Regions from separate parts of the Homo sapiens genome. Here region 1 is linked to region 2. Evidence: read pairs that join two places in POLR2A ChIA-PET (ENCODE). Cell type or tissue: Caco-2. All regions are shown on one strand. Links, peaks and the distances in the headings refer to the core of each region. The heading gives the core; the rest is flanking DNA.

Region 1 (9,321 bases), core at 653-8,652, 430 kb before region 2:
GAGCGAAAATTCTCTTTTCCCTCTCTGATCACACAATCTCAGGAACTGTTTTTTATTCCTACACTAAATGGATCTCAGCTGCAGTTTAAGAGGCCTGAACATACCTGTAGCAGCTAAAAGAAAGCCCACCAACTTCTACCTCAAACCAATTCTTTATCCCAGTAACTTTTTTTAAGCACCACAATTTTGTAACCTGTTGGTCATCCTCCAGTGAGTGCCGTGCCGAGCCACTTTAGAGACTGAGGCCAAAAAGGAAAATGCCCAGTCACAGTTTCTGTCTTTATGTGAATTTTTAGTATTTCATACATCATAAATGTTTGGATTCCTTTTTATTTTAAAAAATATTGCATTGAAATATTATGTATCTTGATTACTGAGTTTTTCGACATCCCCTTAAATTTTGCACCCTGGTCTTGGCTTTGTTGAAACCCCTCTCAATACTCCCAATGCAGTTTAGGTGGTGACCAAGCCCTAAGCCCTGCCGATCGCACCCTGTGACTCTCTGCCCGTCTCCCTTTCTGGTCAGCACCATAGCAACCGCCTCCTAACTTGTCTTCCTGCTTCCATCCACTCTTATTCCCCATACATCCTTTTCCCCCAGTGAGTTAAGGGTGGCTTTCTAGAACATGGTCACCATACTGGCCAGCCAAACTGGGTGGCTCCCCCATCCCCGACCCATACCCATCCACTCTGCCCCTTCCGCCTTGGGGAGCAGCCTTGGAATCTGGGTGGGATTGACCTCATCAGCAGCTCTAGGGGAGGGCCCTGGGAGGTGTAAACCTCAGCAATGAGCTCAGGAGGGCTCCAATCCCACTGCGGCCCAGGATGTCTCTGAATAGCTGTAGGAGAGAAGATCTCTCCCGCTCACTCTGAGCTGGGCTGTGTGTGGATGACAGGCCTGGAACCACCATAGATGAGAGAGGTCAACAAAGGATGCAGGTGGCACACAGAGGAGAGGAGAGCTAAGAGAATAACCAACACAGCAGAGGACTGATGGAACGGAACCCGAAACCCCCTCTCTTCTGGACTTCTCCATTCACTAAGCCAGTGAATTGCTGGGTCACTGAAGGCTGTTGGTGCAGTCTTCCGTGGATAGACTATTATTTAACCAGCCTTCATTTTTGGGCTGTAAGCTTATTTCTGTTGTTGCTTCCTTATTTGTTATTAAACTGCTGCAATAAAAATTGTTGTACAGCTTTTGCATATGTAAATATTCGTAGAAAAACTGATGGGAAGTGGAATTCCTGGGCTGAAGGGTGTGCATAGTTTGAAAATTCATAGAAACTGCCAAATTATACTCTCAAAGGACAAACCACCACTAAGAGAGTTTGAGGGTGCTCAGCGGTGAGATAATACACATATCGGGCAATGTCTGCAGATCAGTGCAGAAGTTAGCCGTCAGCCTGAGGTGCTGAAGTAGGGTCCAAGGAGGTCCTGCTGGGCCATGTGTTAATTTTTTTTTTTTTTTTTGAGACGGAGTCTCGCTCTGTCACCCAGGCTGCAGTGCAGTGGCTAGATCTCGGCTCACTGCAAGCTCCGCCTCCCGGGTTCACGCCATTCTCCTGCCTCAGCCTCCTGAGTAGCTGGGACTACAGGCGCCTGCCACCACGCCTGGCTAATTTTTTGTATTTTTAGTAGAGACGGGGTTTCACCATGTTGGCCAGGATGGTCTCAATCTCCTGACCTTGTGATCCGCCTGCCTTGGCCTCCCAAAGTGCTGGGATTACAGGCGTGAGCCACCGCGTCCCGCCCCCAGGTGTTAGTCTTTAATAGCTGGTGGGTGAGGAGTCAGGGGTCCCAAGGGAGAGACCAAGGTGGCCAGGTCAGCAGGACGCACTGTGAGAGTTCAGGGCAGTAGCTGTTTACCAGCTGTCATGGAAGCACTTCAGTGCATTGATCTATTTTCTTCTTCCCACACCAGCAGAGGAATATGGTTCAAAATGATATGCAGCTTCCTATAGCTGTCTAGTAAGCTGTAAGTAAGTAAACAAGATTCCCTTTATTGTTCTTTTCCAAAATTCTCTTGGTTGTATTTTTAAATTTTCTCTCTCAGATAAAGTGTGTGCAAAGGCTTAGCTCTGGTTTCTAGATGGCTGGTCTCACTTTCTGCTGGAGAAGGAATATATCATTTCTTCCCGAGACAGCTCTTTGACCAGGTCTGCCAGCCATTCTTTAGGTTGTTTTTTTTCTCTTCTTCTTTTTTTTTTTTGGGGGGGGTGGGGGGGCTCTTGCTCTGTCACCCAGACTGGTATGCAGTGGCACGATCATAGCTCACTGCCTCGAACTCCTGGGGTCTATCAACCCTCTCTTTGGGACATTTTTCTAAATTAACTACTTAAACCCAAAATAAAGTGACTATGTGGAATAAAAGTCTGAGAGAATATGGCGCTAGGAGAAAATGATGGCTGGAAAGAGGAAACTCTCAACCTGCTGTATATTCCATTTTACAGAGGATCCAGCGATGTGAAGGGATGTGGGGAAGGGCATACTGAGCCTGGGTGGCAGATCGGGTGAAGGGATGTGGGGAAGGGCATACTGAGCCTGGGTGGCAGATCGGGTGAAGGGATATGGGGAAGGGCATACTGAGCCTGGGTGGCAGATCGGGAAACAAAGGTCAGGGCTGCCAACTACCCACCCAGAGCTGCTTCCCCCATGCTCGCCTGCTCCAGGCCAGGCAACCTCAGTGTTGCAGTTGCTTTTGTGGATGGATCCAGCCTTTGACATCTTTCAGGGCACACTTATGCCAACGATTTCCTATTTCCTGCCTGCTCGCAAAACTACTAAAGGGAGATGAAGTGGCGTTAGAAATGTGCGTGAATTTTTGCAGCCAGCGTCCTAAGCACTCCTGGAGGGGCTGTTCTTCTGAAGAGCATCCCCCTTCCCCTGCTGTATTTTCTTCATACCACATATCATCATCTGAAATATTATTTATTCATACCACATACCATCATCTGAAATATTATTTATTATGGTTATTTAATGTGCACCCCCTCCCCTGAGGAGTTCCGTTAGGGCAGGGACTTGGTTTTGTTTGTGACTGTATCCCTCCATGCCTGGAACAATGCCTGGCACACAGTAGCTTCTCCATGAATGTTTGCTGAGTGACTGGATGCATTGGATCCTCTCGTGGGTTTGTAGCCTGTTTCTCCAGGGAGATGAGGAAGTTGGCGCCACTGAATGCCAAAGCCTTTTTTGTAGGTGCCAATCAGGACAGAAATCAGGCGGGGGACAAATAGAGACCGAGAGTCTCAGAAGTCTTGGCACCAGGGCACAAGGACCTCAACCAAATTGCCTTCGAGAATGTAAACAATTCTTTTTATCATTCACTGGGTTTTTTGCCAAAACTTTCAAATGCTGAGGAGGCATGAAAAGTAGCAAGATTGTTTATGATCTTTGGTCTTTTTTTTTTTGCTTGTTTTTTTTAACCTTGAAGCTGAGTGAACAAAAACAACGAGGATCCACCTAGAAGGATGTTGAAAGTTGTATCTGGTAGCTTCAGCTAAGTTCATCAGGCCGTTTAGCAGTGAAAGAGAAAAGATATCATGGAGTGGGATCAAGTGTGGATTTACTGAGGGTTGACCAAGTTCAGGGGGTATCTGAAACACAGGGCTTGCCATCCTCTTCTCAGGACCAGGAAAAAGTCACTACAAATACCTCATCACTTCATGAATCCTTGGTCTCCTCATCTGTAAAATGGGGTGACAAAGACCTACTTTGCAGTGTTTGAGGATGAAAGGAGCTGGTGAGTTGAACGAATGTGCTCTGTAGATGGTCAGACGTGCAAATGCATTATTGTTTTCATTGTAAAAGGATTTGAATTTGAATTCTGCGTGGTCAAGGTGGCATATCTAAGTGGCAGAGTAATTGATTGAGATATTAATTTAGAATTCTATTGTTAGGTATTTGGGTTTCCTTGTCTCAGGATTCCTTGATAGGACGGAAAGCAGGAGTTCCTCAAAACCCTTCTCTCTTACATTCTGGCCTTGCTTTAGAGAAGATTATGCTAACCAGGAAAGGAGGCAGTGAGAGAGGCTGGGACACAGAAGGAGATTTGGGTGCAGGGAGGGAAAAGTGGGCTGGAGACGTCCTTCCAGACTTCAGAGAGGAACAGTGCGGGGATCCCAGGCCTTACTCTCTTCCCTCCCAGGGTTGCAGGGGTGGACGCAGAATCTGGGGAGGGAGAGGCTGCTGACCCTATCCTTGCAGAGGCCACAGCCCAGGAGCAGAGGAGCTGCTGGCCGGCAGAGGCCCTGGGGTATGGTGAGGAGGTCATTGTGCTGGTGGGGACTGAAAACCAGAGCCTCTCTTAAGGCTGCTCCACTTCCACACCTTGGTCCCTTCCACCGCACAATGTAGGTGATGCTGCTTCCAGGATGGGCCCTAGTCACTAATGACCGAATTAGTCAATTTCTTCACCCACCCAGTGAACTGGAGACTCCTCAGCAGAATTAATTTTTTTAAAGAAAAATCATGTGGCATTTCTTTCATGCCAAGTTTGTGAAATAAAGCCCATACCTGCTCCACACAGAACACACTATTTAATAAACGCCCTTGGGCAAAAGTGTCAGTAGCAATTCCTGGAAGAGACATGTCCTGAAAGAACTAGTAGAAACCAGGAAATCGCTGTCCTATTTTTGTCTCTGACACTAACAAGCTCTCTGTGACCTTAAGTAAGTCCCTTCCTCCATCTGTGCCTTCCATTTATTTATTGGTCGTATGAAGATATACTGGACTAAATTCCTGGTTCATGTTACTACACATTTAGAATGGATTTGGGAAACAGGAAATAGTTATGAAACCATATTCTCAACCAAGGATATGGTTTTAGACGCCGTTCCAGTCATGTTAATTTCCACCTCAAAAACAATGGATTTTTGATAAAGCAGAGTTTCTGCAACTGCAGAAGACAACTCGAATAAATGTGACACTATGATTGTCACCTGCTGAAGCAACACTTGTTCATGCACTCGTGGTCTCTGTTGGGATTTTGGTCTTGGTGGCAATACATACTTCTTGGGATTTTTATTTTAAAAAGAAAAGCGCCTTTGGAAAAAAAAAATCCTTCCATAAGGAGCTCATCTTTCACCAGGGCTGGAAGAGTGTAAACAGGACTGCGTGAGGTTCCGTGTTTATGTTTTCTCAATGACTTCCAGATCAAATTTGCTGTGTTTACAAGTTGGAGACACTTTTTCTAACTGCCGGCATTGCAACTCAAACGGGGGTCCGGCCGCCCAGCTGGGCTGGCTCTGCTTCGAGTTATCCCGCACCTCTGACAACAGCTCCACGGTGCCCCAGCAGGAAAAGCGCTTAGCTCAGCAGCCGCCTGCAGACACCGGCTTTTCATACTTAAATCAAAACAAGATGCCAGGTTATTATTATTATTATTTTAAACTTTAAGCCTTAGGTCCAGAGGTAGAACGTGGACTGCAGAGGTGATCTTTTCTTCCCCTTCATGCTTGACAATTGCTTTAATTTTTCCCTATGCTTCCAAGAGTTCTTACCTCATCCAGACCCCGTGAATCTCACTTTGAAGTTTCTCTTAATTCCTTTCAATCATGAGCCCTGTGAACCGCATGCCCAGAAGCCTCTGCCTGCCATGGATTTTGCAGGTCACCTGTTGAGGTACCCATTGGTGCTCCACAAAACTTGAAATACAAAGCTCTTGACTCTTTTCCCCCTTTTAAAACACATATCCCTTTATAAAACAGCCGTTTTACTTAAATCCCTTTGTGCTAGATGTTTTATGCGTCTAAGAGATGGTACTTTGACCATGAAGCTGTCATCCCAACCAGCTGTCAGCAATATCTTTTCTTTTCTTTTCTTTTCTTTTTTTTTTTTTTTGACACGGAGTCTTGCTCTGTCGCCCAGGCTGGAGTGCAGTGGCGCGATCTCGTCTCACTGCAAGCTCTGCCTCCCGGGTTCACGCCATTCTCCTGCCTCAGCCTCCCGAGTAGCTGGGACTACAGGCGCCCACCACCATGTCCGGCTAATTTTTGGTATTTTTAGTAGAGACGGGGTTTCATCGTGTTAGCCAGGATGGTCTCGATCTTCCGACCTCGTGACCCGCCTGCCTCGGCCTCCCAAAGTGCTGGGATTACAGGCGTGAGCCCCCGCGCCCGGCCCGTCAGCAATATCCTTGCAGCGTTTTCTGCGGTGGACGACGGAGTGCACGGGCTCGTTGCTCACTGTCTGCCGTGCTCCCAGGGAGCCCCCAGCATGGAGAGGAAGGAGTGTCCTTGGCTGCAGCAGCCTGAGTTCCCACCACCAGCGCTGACTGGCCCTGTGACCTTGGCTGAGTCTCCGGTTCTCTGAGGCCCAATTTTCTTCTCTGCCTTCTTGCCTCACAGGGATAAGTCGCGGTCCCATGCGACACAGCAGGGGTGAAAAGACTTTGTACCTGGTAAGGCCCCGTGGGAGGAAAAAGTTCCAAGATCATCAGGCTCAAGGTTCTTGAGAATGGGACCAATGGGGATCAGGGATGCCGTCTGCGGCTATGAAATCCCTGAAACGCGGGCATGAAGTGTTCGGTGTCTCTACAGCACCCCCTTTTTGTGGACTGTTATGACTGTGGCATGCTACTTTCCTCTCTGGGGCTCCAGGTGTCCCTCCGTCAACTGGGAGGGCTGCACTTGGCGGTGTTTAAGGAGCCTTCCAGCTCCAATGTGCTGTGATTCTGCTCCATGCTTCTCAGGCTGGGACATAGGGCAATGCGATGGGATCGGAGGGGAGAAAAAACGAATATTTAGAAACCTCAATTGAAGGGTTTTTTGGGGGGGGAAATAAACAAGCAAATGAAAACTTTATTACCAGGAAACTCAGATCTTAATCAATTTCAGGCTGGGTACGGTGACTCACACCTATAATCCCAGCACTTTGGGACGCCATGGTGGGTGGATCACTTGAGCTCAAGAGTTTGAGAACAGCCTGGGCAATATGGTGAAACTCCATCTCTTAAAAAAAAAATTAGCTGGGCATGATGGCATTCACCTGTAGTCCCTGCTACTTGGGAGGCTGAGGCAGGAGTGTTGCATTAGGCCGGGAGGTTGAGGCTGCAGTGAGCCAAAATGGCACCACTGCACTCCAGCCTGGATGGCAGAGTGAGTCCCTGCCCTGTCTCGAAAAAAAAAAAAAAATTAAAAAATTAATTTCAGTGACCGTTCTTATTAGAGGTTTAAATTTTACCCAAATTATGTATTCTTTGGCCACCCCCTCACAGACAGATCACACACATACACATGTGCATGCATCATATGTACATTCTTATTTCCCCTAGCTTTCTTTCTTCATCTCTTCTGTTTTGGTTACAAGTGTCTTTTTACTTTGCTCTTTTTTTTAGAGACAGGGTCTCTCTCTGCTGTGCAGGCTGAAGTGCAGTGATGTGGTCACGGCTCACTGCAGCATCAACCTCTTGGACTCAAGCGATCCTCTCGTGTTGGCTGCCTGAGTAACTAGGACTACAGGTACGTATCATCATGCCCAGCTCATTCTTAAAAATTTTTTGTAGAGATAGGGTCTTGCTATGTTGCCCAGGTTTGTCTTGAAGTCCTGCCCTCAAGCCATCCTCCCTCCTTGGCCTCCCAAAACACTGGGATGTACTGTGGCTGTACACATTGTCTTAGTATAAGCTATTTAAAAATTTTTTGAAATTGGGTAAGTGAAAATATTTTATTTTTATAAGAAAAAAAGATTCATAAAGAAAGTGGACTGTGTTCCTTTGTATTTTCAATACTGTGGTCTTGTTCCTATAACTTACAGCACAGGGAGCTCTATTGGCTGTTAATCAAACAAAGCCTTGACCTAGTCTGGAGAAGTTGTCATAGTCCTGGCTCTGATGTTGCTTGCTGTGTGACCTTGGAATTGTCACTTTCCCTCTCTGAATCACAGCCACCTCATTTGGAAAATAAAGAGGTTGGACCAGATGATCTCTGAGGTGTCTTTCAAGCTTTTTTTTTTTTTTTTGAGACAGAGTCTCGCTGTCTCCCAGGCTGGAGTGCAGTGGTGTGATCTCAGCTCACTGCAAGCTCTGCCTCCTGGGTTCATGCCATTCTCCTGCCTTAGCCTCCCGAGTAGCTGGGACTACAGGCGCCCGCCACCACGCCTGGCTAATTTTTTGTATTTTTAGTAGAGACAGGGTTTCACCATGTTGGCCAGGCTGGTCTCGAACTCCTGACCTCAAGTGATCTGCCCGCCTCGGCCTCCCAAAGTGCTGGGATTACAGGCATGAGCCACCATCCCTGGCATCTTTCAAACTTAAAGATCTCCATATAGGTGACTCACCTTAATAAAACCCAACATGTGAAATGATTAATAAATAAAATCTACCTTCCCCAAACACCTTTTTACTGATAAAGCAGGCTAATAAAGGTAAAACAGCTTGCAATGTAAAAAATAATTTTAAAAGTAGCTGCTTCGTTTTAGAAATGAATTGATTTATATGTAGCGTGACAAATTCTCTCATACCTCTAACTGAAAAAAGTTTGTCTAGTCGGACATTTCAGTGACGGTTCTTTATCCTTAGCAGCTGATCCTGCCACATCCATCAGATAAATTCCCAAGAAATATCCTCATAATGTTCAGCTGAAATCTCTAATGGGTACGATCAAATCAGGCTTAATGTTAGCTCTGGTGAGCAGTCACGTTGAAAGTATGTGTTGCTTTCTCATTATCATTTTATTTCTACCATTAGCCACATTCAAAAATATAAATCACTCCTAATATCTTTCAGAATGAAGGTTAACTATGTCACCTCAGAGCTGACCCTCATCACAAGTGACAATGTGAGGCATTATGGGAGGAATAGGAAACACGGTGCCAAAGGGTCATGTGTGGTGTGACCTTGGGTAAGTCACTTCCCCTCTCATGGCCTCAGTGTCCTTATATGTAATTGTGGGGTTGTTAGAGTAGGTAGTTAGGCAGACATGAGCAGGGCAGGACAGGCCCCCCCTCCACCCCCAGGAATGTCAGGTGACTATCAGGTGACGATGAGGTGGTTCTTAAACTCTCAAAAATAATAATTGTCCACAGCCAGCACCAGGGAAAGGCAGTCTCCCAATAGATAGAAAATACCTGAGGCTGATGAACAGCAGCTTCCGGATAAGATCTCCGGAGTTGTGTGAGTGGGCCCTAGCTTGCGCACTAAGAGGCACAATGGCGGAGTTTAACTGGTATATGACCTTCCTCTAGGAACGCTTGACTGGTAAGGGAAAAACACCTTAAGTGAGCACACACACAACTTCAATAAACCCACTGCACATGCCACCCCTGCCAAGTGCTGGCAGACACTGTGCATGTGGACAGCCCACCCCAAGGGAAGAATCAGGG
Region 2 (9,321 bases), core at 416-8,415:
GGCCTCCCCTGAAGCAGATGCCACCATGCTCCCCGTACAGCCTGCAGAACCATAAGCCAATTAAACCTCTTTCCTTTCTAAATTACCCAGTAGCAGGTATTCCTTTATAGCAATGTGAGAAAACACTAATACAATTACAGATTCTATGAATTTCTGGAGGACACTCAGAGAATCTTATGAAAAACTTTATGCCAATAGATTTAACACCTTAGATGAAAGGCACAAATCCCTTGAAAGATACAAGGAAAAAAACTCACTACCAAAGCTCACTCAAGAAAAAATAGATAACCTGAATAGCCCTATATCTATTAAGAAAATCAAATTTGTGGTTAAAGCCCTTCCCACAAAAACAAACAAACAAATAAAACAACAAAAAAACTCCTCCAGCTTCAGACAGCTTCACTGAAGAATTCTACCAAACATTAAAGGAAAAAATAATGCCAATCTCCTACAAACTCTTTCATAAAATAGAGGAGGAGCAAGAATTACTTCCCAACTCACTTTACGTGGTCAATCATTTCTGATGCCAAAAGTGACAAAGACATTACAGAAAAGAAAATTACCAAACTTTCTCAAGAAATTAGATACAAAAATCTTTAAAAAAGTAATAGAAAATATGTTACAATTTTAACAGGAAAAGAACAAAAATCATATGATTATCTCAATAGCTGCAGACAAAGCATTTGATAAATTGAATATCCATTTATGGGAGGAAAGTAAAATAAGTAAACAAGAAAAAGAATGAAAACTCCTCAGCCAACCTAGCACTAGGCATCTATGTAAAACTTAAGGTTAGATCTTATGTAATGGTAAAAATTCAAATGCTTTACATCTTAATATTGGGAACAAGGTTGGGATGACCACTTTTACCTCTTCTACTCAAAATTGTATTAGATATCTTATCCAGTTCATTAAAAAAGAAAAATAAAGCTATGAAGTTGTGGAAAAGAAGGAGTAAAATTGACATTATTTTTAGACAATATGACTGTTTATATAGAAAACCATAAGGAATAGTTTAAAAATGGCTACTAGATCTAACAAGTGTATTAAGTATATTTAGTAAGGTTGTAGGTCAATATACAAAGTTAATTGTATCTCTGTATTCCAGTAGCAAGAAATTGGAAATGAAATAATGAAGATAATTCCATTAATAATGAGATAAAATATAAAACACTCAGGAAAAAATAACAAAAGACATTTATAACTTCCACATTAAAAATCTAAAGCATTGCTGAGAGAAATTAAAGATGACTGAAAACAAATGGAGACTTTTTACCATATTCATGCACTAGAAGACAATATTGTTACAATATCAATTCTGCAAAATTGATTTCTAGACCCAGCACTATTTCAATAAAATTCCCAATAAGGATTTTTGTAGGTATTGAAAAGTTGATTCTAAAGTTTATATGAAAATTCAAAGAACCTACATTATTTAAAACAATCTTTTAAAAGAAAACAAATAGGGAGGACTTATACTGTTTGATTTTAAGACTTACTATGAAATTACTTGTATTTTACTAAGTTTATTGGATAGACAAAATTACCTGATCAAGAGAACAGAATAGAATCTAGAAGCATCTGGTATGTATAATCAAAGTTTGACAAAGGCACCAAAGCGAATCAATGGCAAAAGAAAAGTCTTTTCAATAAATAGTGCTGGAATAACTACACAACCATCTAGAAAAAAATGAATGACAACTCCTATCTCACACAATTCACAAAAACTAATTTGAGATGAATCCTAGATATCAAACTAAATGCTAAAACTATGAAACATCTCCAAAAAAAGCAGAATACTTTTGGCATTTTGGTGTAAGCAGAGATTTCTTAAAAACAGGACACTGAAGCACTAATTATGAAATTTAAAAATTAATGAATTGAACTTTAAGAAAATTAAAATTTTGGGCTCATAAAATTTTAAAAACATGAAAAACAAGCCACAGTTTGTTAAGATGTTCCACTAAGAACTTGTATCGAGAACACATAAAGAACGCCTACAATTCAGCATTAAAAAGAAAAAAAAATTATTTTGAATCACAAAAGAAGACATATCAATGGCCAATAAGCACATGAAAGTATGTTCAACCTCCTTAATCAGCAGAGAAATGATCTCACAGTGATTGAAGTTCTATAAGAAAGATTTTGAATGAGCAATTAAATGGCACACGATGGACAAAATGACAGCAGTGACATACCAAGTGGGGAGGCCTGGTGAGAGCAGTTGCCCCTGGGTACAGGCGACAAGGAGGTAGATCATCTGTAGCAAATTTTAAAACAATAATAAAATCAAATAAAAGTGGTCTGCTTTTTATCATTACCCAGCGACAGCAATTCTTAATAGGGTCAGTGATAACTTGCCCATAGACCCCCACATCCCTCCCATTCGCCCTTGTGCTATATCGAATGTGAGTCTCATTTTCTCCCTTAACATATTCCCTCTCTAAAGCCTTCCAGAAATATGCATTTTTAATGGTTGCATGATACTCCTTATTTTGTTAACAGATCCCTTATTACTGAACACTAATGCTGTTCTCAATTTTTCAATGTTATAAACGACATTAGGACAATATCTCTGTGTTATCATCCTTGACAGTTTTTCAGGATTTTGCCTTGAGAGAGAAATGTCTCCTCTTGATTTTTGATCTTGGAGGAAAATCTTGGACAGTGAACTAGCTGAAAATGTGTAGATGAGAATGTACCTGAGAGGAGGTCAGTAGAACCTGAGATACAGGCTGAGAGTGGCAAGGAGAGCGGGGGAAGGGGAGCAGCCTGGGAGGGCTTCAGGAGAAAGAGGAGCATGTGCAGAGTGGGCCCAGGGGAGAGCAGAGAGAAACATAGTGCCAGGCCCGGCCCAGAACAGAGGTTAGGAGTATAGGAAAGCCACCATGTTCCTTGCGGCTGGGCAGATTTGATCTCTCTGTGCCTCAGTTTCCTCATCTTTAAAATGAGCTTAGAAATAGAACTTAACTCTGTGACCCATTTTTTTTTTCCTTTTTGGAGACAGGGCATCACTCTGTCGCCCAGGCAAGAGTGTAGTGGCGTGAACATAGCTCACTGTAGCCTTGAATTCCTAGGCTCAAGTCATCCTCCCACCTCAGCCTCCCAAGCAGCTGAGACTACAAGTGTGCACCACCATGCCTAGCTAATTTGTGTATTTTTTGTAGAGACAGGGTCTCGCTATGTTGTCCAGGCTGGTCTTGAACTTCTGAGTTCAAGCAATCCTCCCGCCTTTGCCTTCCAAAGTGTTGGGATTACAGGTGTGAGCCACTGCGCCCAGCTTATGTAGATGAATACCTGTAAGCACATAGAAAATTACCCGGCAATACATGTTTGGTAAATAAAAGTGAATGATGGCGAGGCACAGTGGCTCATACCTGTAATCCCAGCACTTTGGGAGGCTGAGGTGGGTAGATCACTTGAGGCCAGGAGTTTGAGATCACCCTGGCCAGCATGGTGAAACCCCATCTCTACTAAAAATACAAAAATTAACCAGGCATGGTGGCACACACCTGTAGTCCCAGCTACTCGAGAGGCTGAGGCAAGAGAATCACTTGAACCCAGGAGGCAGAGGTTGCAGTGGGCCGAAATCATGCCACTGCGCTTTAGCCTGGGTGACAGAGCAAGACGCTATCTCAGAAAAGTGAATGAGGCTTCTGGGTGGAGCCTAAGACAGACAGCACCAAAGTAGGAAATTCTTGCTTAAGAGCACAAAAAATGGAGGCCGCGTTTCCCCTCATGAGGGAAAGTGAGTGGCAATGTTGCCTGAAGCCAGCCTTCCAACAGGGCAAATGCTGCTGGTCTGGTTGGGAAGCCAGCTGCCCTTTATCTCCCTCTGGCCAGTATCTGAAATCAGCTGTGAGAGAGAAATGCAGAACACTAGGAGATAGGAGCAGGCCGCTTTCCTCTTCCATCGGCTCTTCCGGGGCACCAGTCACTGCTTATTAAGCAGTTTATGTCATTAAGCATCTCCCTGGGGGAGCTGGAGAGCCACAGCACAGTGTAGATAATGAAGATCTATTGCATAAGCAGAAAAAGTTCAATGGAAAATGCCTCCTTCTGCGCTCCCTGGCTGCCCTCACTTGAGCCCTGTCTCCTTTTTATTAGCAGCGTGAGAGGATTCAACATTGTTTTTATTTTCTCACTCCTTGTGGGGAAAGACATTGATCCAGGCTTAAGAAGTCTTTCTGCGTCTGTTTCTTTAAACTAAGAATTGGGTTTCACTCTGGGCTAACTGTTCCTTTAGGTACAAGCTGAATGGCTCCCATTGCCAAGGTGAGCCCCAGACACATTTCTGACACAGCTCACTTCCTTTTTAGGGCCCCTAAAGTCAAGGTTAGTGCCTGCTCTCAAGCCCCTCAGGCCAAGGAGACCTGCCCTCAGAAATAAGATGTCTTGAATGGGAACAAAGAGCTCTATCATGCCCTTGGTTTCTTCATGTTTAAAATGCAGAGCAAAGGAGTACATGAGGTCAAGAGCCTTCTAGTCTGAACCTTCTGTGGAGTGGAAGGACACTAATGGGCCAGACAGCTTCTAGATGCAAGGCGGGCTCAGGCCTGGGTGAGGTCAGGACGGGAGACACGGAGAGGAACAAGTTACCTAGCCTCAGCCAGCAGAGTCCCGGGCCAGCCTCACAGCGACGGGAGGTGATTTTGTCACGTTCACTGACCTCTGACTCTTTCCTCAAGGAAGGGTTTGTGTCATGAGTGAACAGAGACAGGTGAAAAGCCCCCTCTAATTTCTAGCACACAGTCCTGCAAGCCTCTGCAGGAAGGAGTTGGGAGCTCTGCGTTTCCCTCTCGTTGGCCTCCTGCCTGCCTGTCTGCCCTGGACCTTGCTTACCAGCTTATCCAAGCTGCATGGAGGTTCAGGGGTGCCATCTGGGTCTCCTCAGCCCAAATATGGGACTTTCAAAATCTCCCCCCAACACAAACACACCCTGCTGTGTTGATTCCGTTCCCGTACTCTCCACTCCATCTCTTCCCATCCACCTTCATATTTGCTCTTAGAACCAGAGCCTGTGACCACGTGAGATACTGTATTGCAGTCACCTGGAGTTTGCTTTACAGGAAAAGTAAACGCCCCCTCCCCTTTTCCTCCTAGTCTCTTTGGTTTAGAAGGATGATGTCATCTGAATAACAGCCTGAAGTAAATGATTAGGAAAAGTGCCCTTCTCTTGAACCCTGTGGACACCATCTAGCTCTGAGACAGAGATTCAGTTAGAAATGCTGCAGCTGGAAAACAATTCACACACCATGCCCATGAAGTGTGTGAAGCTCTGGAAGAAAAGACACGAAGAGGATATTTACGATTGGGGAAGGAAGCATAGCGTGGTACACCTGAATCAGGAGGACTGTGAAGGGCGGCAGTGAGGAGTGAAACCAGAGCCTGAAATTGCCACACTTCCTCCGTGTCTGACTCGGTGCTTCTCAAACTGAGCATTTTCAACATCTTTGACAAAACAATTCAGCCACGGAGGGGAGTCTTGCGCATTGTAGGATGTTTAAGCCAGAATTCCTGGCCTCCACCCACTACATGCCAGAAGTAACTTACCCCAACCAAGATGAGATTAGCCACTGGCATGAAGGAAATAAAATATTAGAACTTCTATGTATTTTTATTTGATTACAAAACATAGAATTTAAGTTTTATTAACATTGATGATGCCCAGACATAATCCAAGACATGTCAGTGAGATGTCTATAACTTAGACAGGTAGACGGAGAAACCCTCATCTGCTCTATCATTCTGAGCTTATTACAGGGCATTGTAGTTCATATTTGTCCAATTAGGTTGGATTCAGTAATTATTTTAAATGGGAGATGGCAAGTAACTGTGAAGATTCTATAAGTCATCTCATGGCAAGGAACTTAGGTACACATTTTTCTCTTACAAAAAACCCCACAAATTATTATAACTTTGCTATTCGTTTGGTGATAGGTAGCTGCCAGTAGTATGCTACCTAGTAGATATTTTTAATATACCCATAATCCATCCTTTCAAAATAAAGGTGACATTTAACAATGAGTGAAAAAGTGACTACGTTTAGAAAGAAACTCGTGCTATGGTATTTCTGGCAAATGACCAGAGAGCCTGAAAAGCCCTCCTGAGATAAAGCATACAGATATTCTGGATAAAATATTACAGGAATACTTTTAGATTCAGAGCTGAGCTGACCTGGAAGTAAGGGAAGTCACCAGGTGCCAAACTGAAGAGGGAGTTCGTGCTGAACCAAAGCTATCCTGAGAGCATCTGCCAATCGCTGAAACAAGCTGGAGTTTTAATGGCCTTGCAGGGAACAGAAGACTAGATATTCAGCCTGAATAAGCTGGAAAATTGGAACTGAGACCCCTAATAAAGTAAGAAGCCTGAAAAGCTACAGTCTCAGTAAAAGGATTTACTGTCCACTGGTAAAGGAAGGTGAAAATGAAACTTATCTGCACAAGGAATTAAATTCACACATTTTTTGTTGACTGGAAACCCCCAGCGGAAGAGTTAACTTAAAAATGGTCTCGTGTTATACCATTACAGGGCCACCTGGCAGAGAAGCAAATGCGTATTCTCTCTGTAAGGATGCACTCAAAACCCAGACCTCATGGGTTCCCACGAATAAACCCAGCTGAACAGTCAAAACCCAGCTCACAGTCAAAATTTTTAAACACATGAAAAACCCAGCCACCACCAATAAGAATCAGAAGAAACAAAAAAAAAGCAGAATTAAATTCCCAGCGACTTCATATATATGAACTATGGAACACAGAATTAAAAATAATTATGTTTTAAGGAAGTAAAAAGAAATGTTTTCAGAAATAAAAGAGGGAATCAAAATACATGAGCAAGGAATAAAATAATCTCAAAAGGGCCCAGGCATTTGTAGAAAACAACCAGAAAGAATTTTAAACATGAGAAATCATAGTTATTATAATTAAAAACTAAGCAGATGAGGAAAAACCTAAATGAAACATGAAGTTAGGCACAGTTGAAGAAAGAATTTGTGAACTCAAAGATAGATCTAATACACACACACACACACACACACACACACACACACACTTTTTTTTTTTTAAGAGATGAGGTCTCGCTAAGTTGCCCAGGCTTAAGTGCAGTGGCTATTCACAGACATGATTATAACACACTACAGCCTCAAACTTCTGAGCTCAAGTAATCCTCCTGTCTCAGCCTCTCAAATATCTGGGGCTAAAGGTGTGTGCCACTGTGCCCAGCTGGTTTTGAAAAACACAGAAAAACAAAGTGCAAAAGAAAAATAATTGTCAATCAAGACTTATAAACCCAACTAAGATATCACTGAAGAAAAAGACTAAGATAAAGACATTTGCAGGCAAATAAAAACTGAGAAATTTTGCCATCAACAGATTCTTACTAAAGGAATTTCTAAAAAGAAGTACTTCAGAGGAAGAAAACAAAATTGCCGGAAAGTTCTGAGCTGCAGGAAAGAATGATTTTTACTTAGAATAAGAATTTTCCATTGCTTCCTAATTATTAGGTTTATATATAAATTTGTGTTACTTTAACCATTTAAATGCAGTGTTAAGATTTGAAAATAAATGTTAGAAGTTAAGGGTCTTTTGGTTTTTTTTTTTTTTTTTGACATTTATCCATTAAAGTCCTATTAAAATTTAGGCCTTTAAAAAAGGAAGGAAGAAAAGAAGCAAAAATAGACCCCAAAAAAATGCATGAGGATATCATTACAAAACAAATGTTTGTTTTAAATAAAAGGCATATAGATTAGGAAGGAAGAAATAAAACTGTCTTCATTTACAAATTACATGATTGTCCATGTAGAAAATCTAAGAGAACTGACAAAACAAACAATACACCTCCTAGAACTAATAAGTAGTTATAGTGAAGTTGCAGGATACAAGATTAATATATAAAGGTGAATCATGGCTGGGCACGGTGGCTCACACCTGTAATCCCAGCACTTTGGGAGGCCGAGGCAAGCGGATCACCTGAGGTCAGGAGTTCGAGACCAGCCTGGCCAACATGGTGAAACCCCATCTCTACTAAAAATACAAAAATTAGCTGGGTGTGGTGGCGGGCGCCTGTAATCCTAGTTACTTGGGAGGCTGAGGCAGGAGAATGGCTTGAACCCAGGAGGCAGAGGTTGCAGTGAGCCGAGATTGTGCCACTGCATTGCAGCCTAGGTGACAAGAGCGAGACTGTCTCACAAAAAAACAAAAACAAAACAAACAAACAAAAAAAAGTGAATTACATTCCTATATACCAACAATAAACAATTGGAACTTGAAGTTAAAAATAAAATACATTTATACAATATTAGCACACCTCAAAATGAAATACTTAGGTATAAATCTAACAACATGTATAAAGATATACAGAAGGAAAACTACGAAACTCCAACTAAATAAATAGAGAGATATTTTACATTCACGGATAGGTGGACTCGATATTGTAAGATGTCAGTTCTTCCCAACAATATCGAAGGAAAACAAAGTCAGAGGACTGACTGCCCAGTTTCAAGGCTCAGCATAAAGCTACAGTAATAGAGACAGTGTGGCATTGGCAAAAGAATAGAAGAATAGACAAATAGATCAATGAAACAGAATAGACAGCCCAGAAATAGATCTTCACGGATCACTTGAGCCCCAGAGATCCGGGCTGTAGTGCACTATGCCAATTGGGTGTCCACACTAAGTTCAGCATCAATATGGTGACCTCCAGGTTGCCTAAGGAGGGGTGAACTGGCTGAAGTCAGAAAACACAAGTCAAAACTCCTGTGCTGATGAGTAGTGGAATCGCACCTGTGAAGAGCCACTACGCTCCAGTCTGGCTGGAGCCTGTCTTCTTAAAAAAAAAAAAAAAAAAGGAATAGACCCTCATAAATATTGTCAACTCATCTTTTGACAAAGGACCAACGGCAATACAAAGAAAATACAGTCTTTTCAACAAATCGTGCTGGAACAATTGGACATCCACATGTTAAAAAAAATGATTCTAGGCACACTCTTTACATCCTTCACAAAAAATTAACACAAAATAGATTACAGACCTAAATGTAAAATGCAAAACTATAAAACTCCTGGAAGATAACATAGGAGAAAATCTAGATGGTCCTGAGTTTAGTGATAACTTTTTAGACACCAAAGGCACAACCCATGAAAGAAAGAATTGAAAAGGTGGACTTCGTTCGATTAGAAATTTCTGCTTTGTAAAAGACATCAAGAAAATGAGGGGGAAAAATCCACAGACAGAGAAAACAATATTTACAAAAGACACATCTGATAGAGGACTGTTTTCCAAAACATACAAATAACCTTTAAAGCTCAACAATAAGAAAAC

What was found. Peaks named below come from ENCODE experiments on the same cell type or tissue, not always from the same donor. Only the 100,000 strongest peaks of a DNase experiment are listed, where the experiment ranks them.
Region 1: POLR2A ChIA-PET joins it to region 2 with 5 read pairs; 2 of 35 experiments call an interaction of 5 or more read pairs at or near these places.

What each region holds. Positions count from the first base shown.
Region 1 is chr3:194,172,710-194,182,030 of GRCh38, reverse strand. No RefSeq gene overlaps it. Among named protein-coding and RNA genes, the nearest start is that of HES1, 41 kb to the right of the region's middle. RefSeq lists an enhancer at 5,727-6,640. In Caco-2, for the core only: no CTCF peak of the experiment used is centred there; no DNase peak of the experiment used is centred there.
Region 2 is chr3:193,739,979-193,749,299 of GRCh38, reverse strand. It overlaps the pseudogene RN7SL447P. Among named protein-coding and RNA genes, the nearest start is that of LINC02038, 99 kb to the left of the region's middle. RefSeq lists enhancers at 6,371-6,420, 6,471-6,520, 6,541-6,590. In Caco-2, for the core only: no CTCF peak of the experiment used is centred there; DNase peaks (open chromatin) are centred at 3,953, 4,549, 5,039 and 5,369; H3K4me3 peaks cover 487 bases.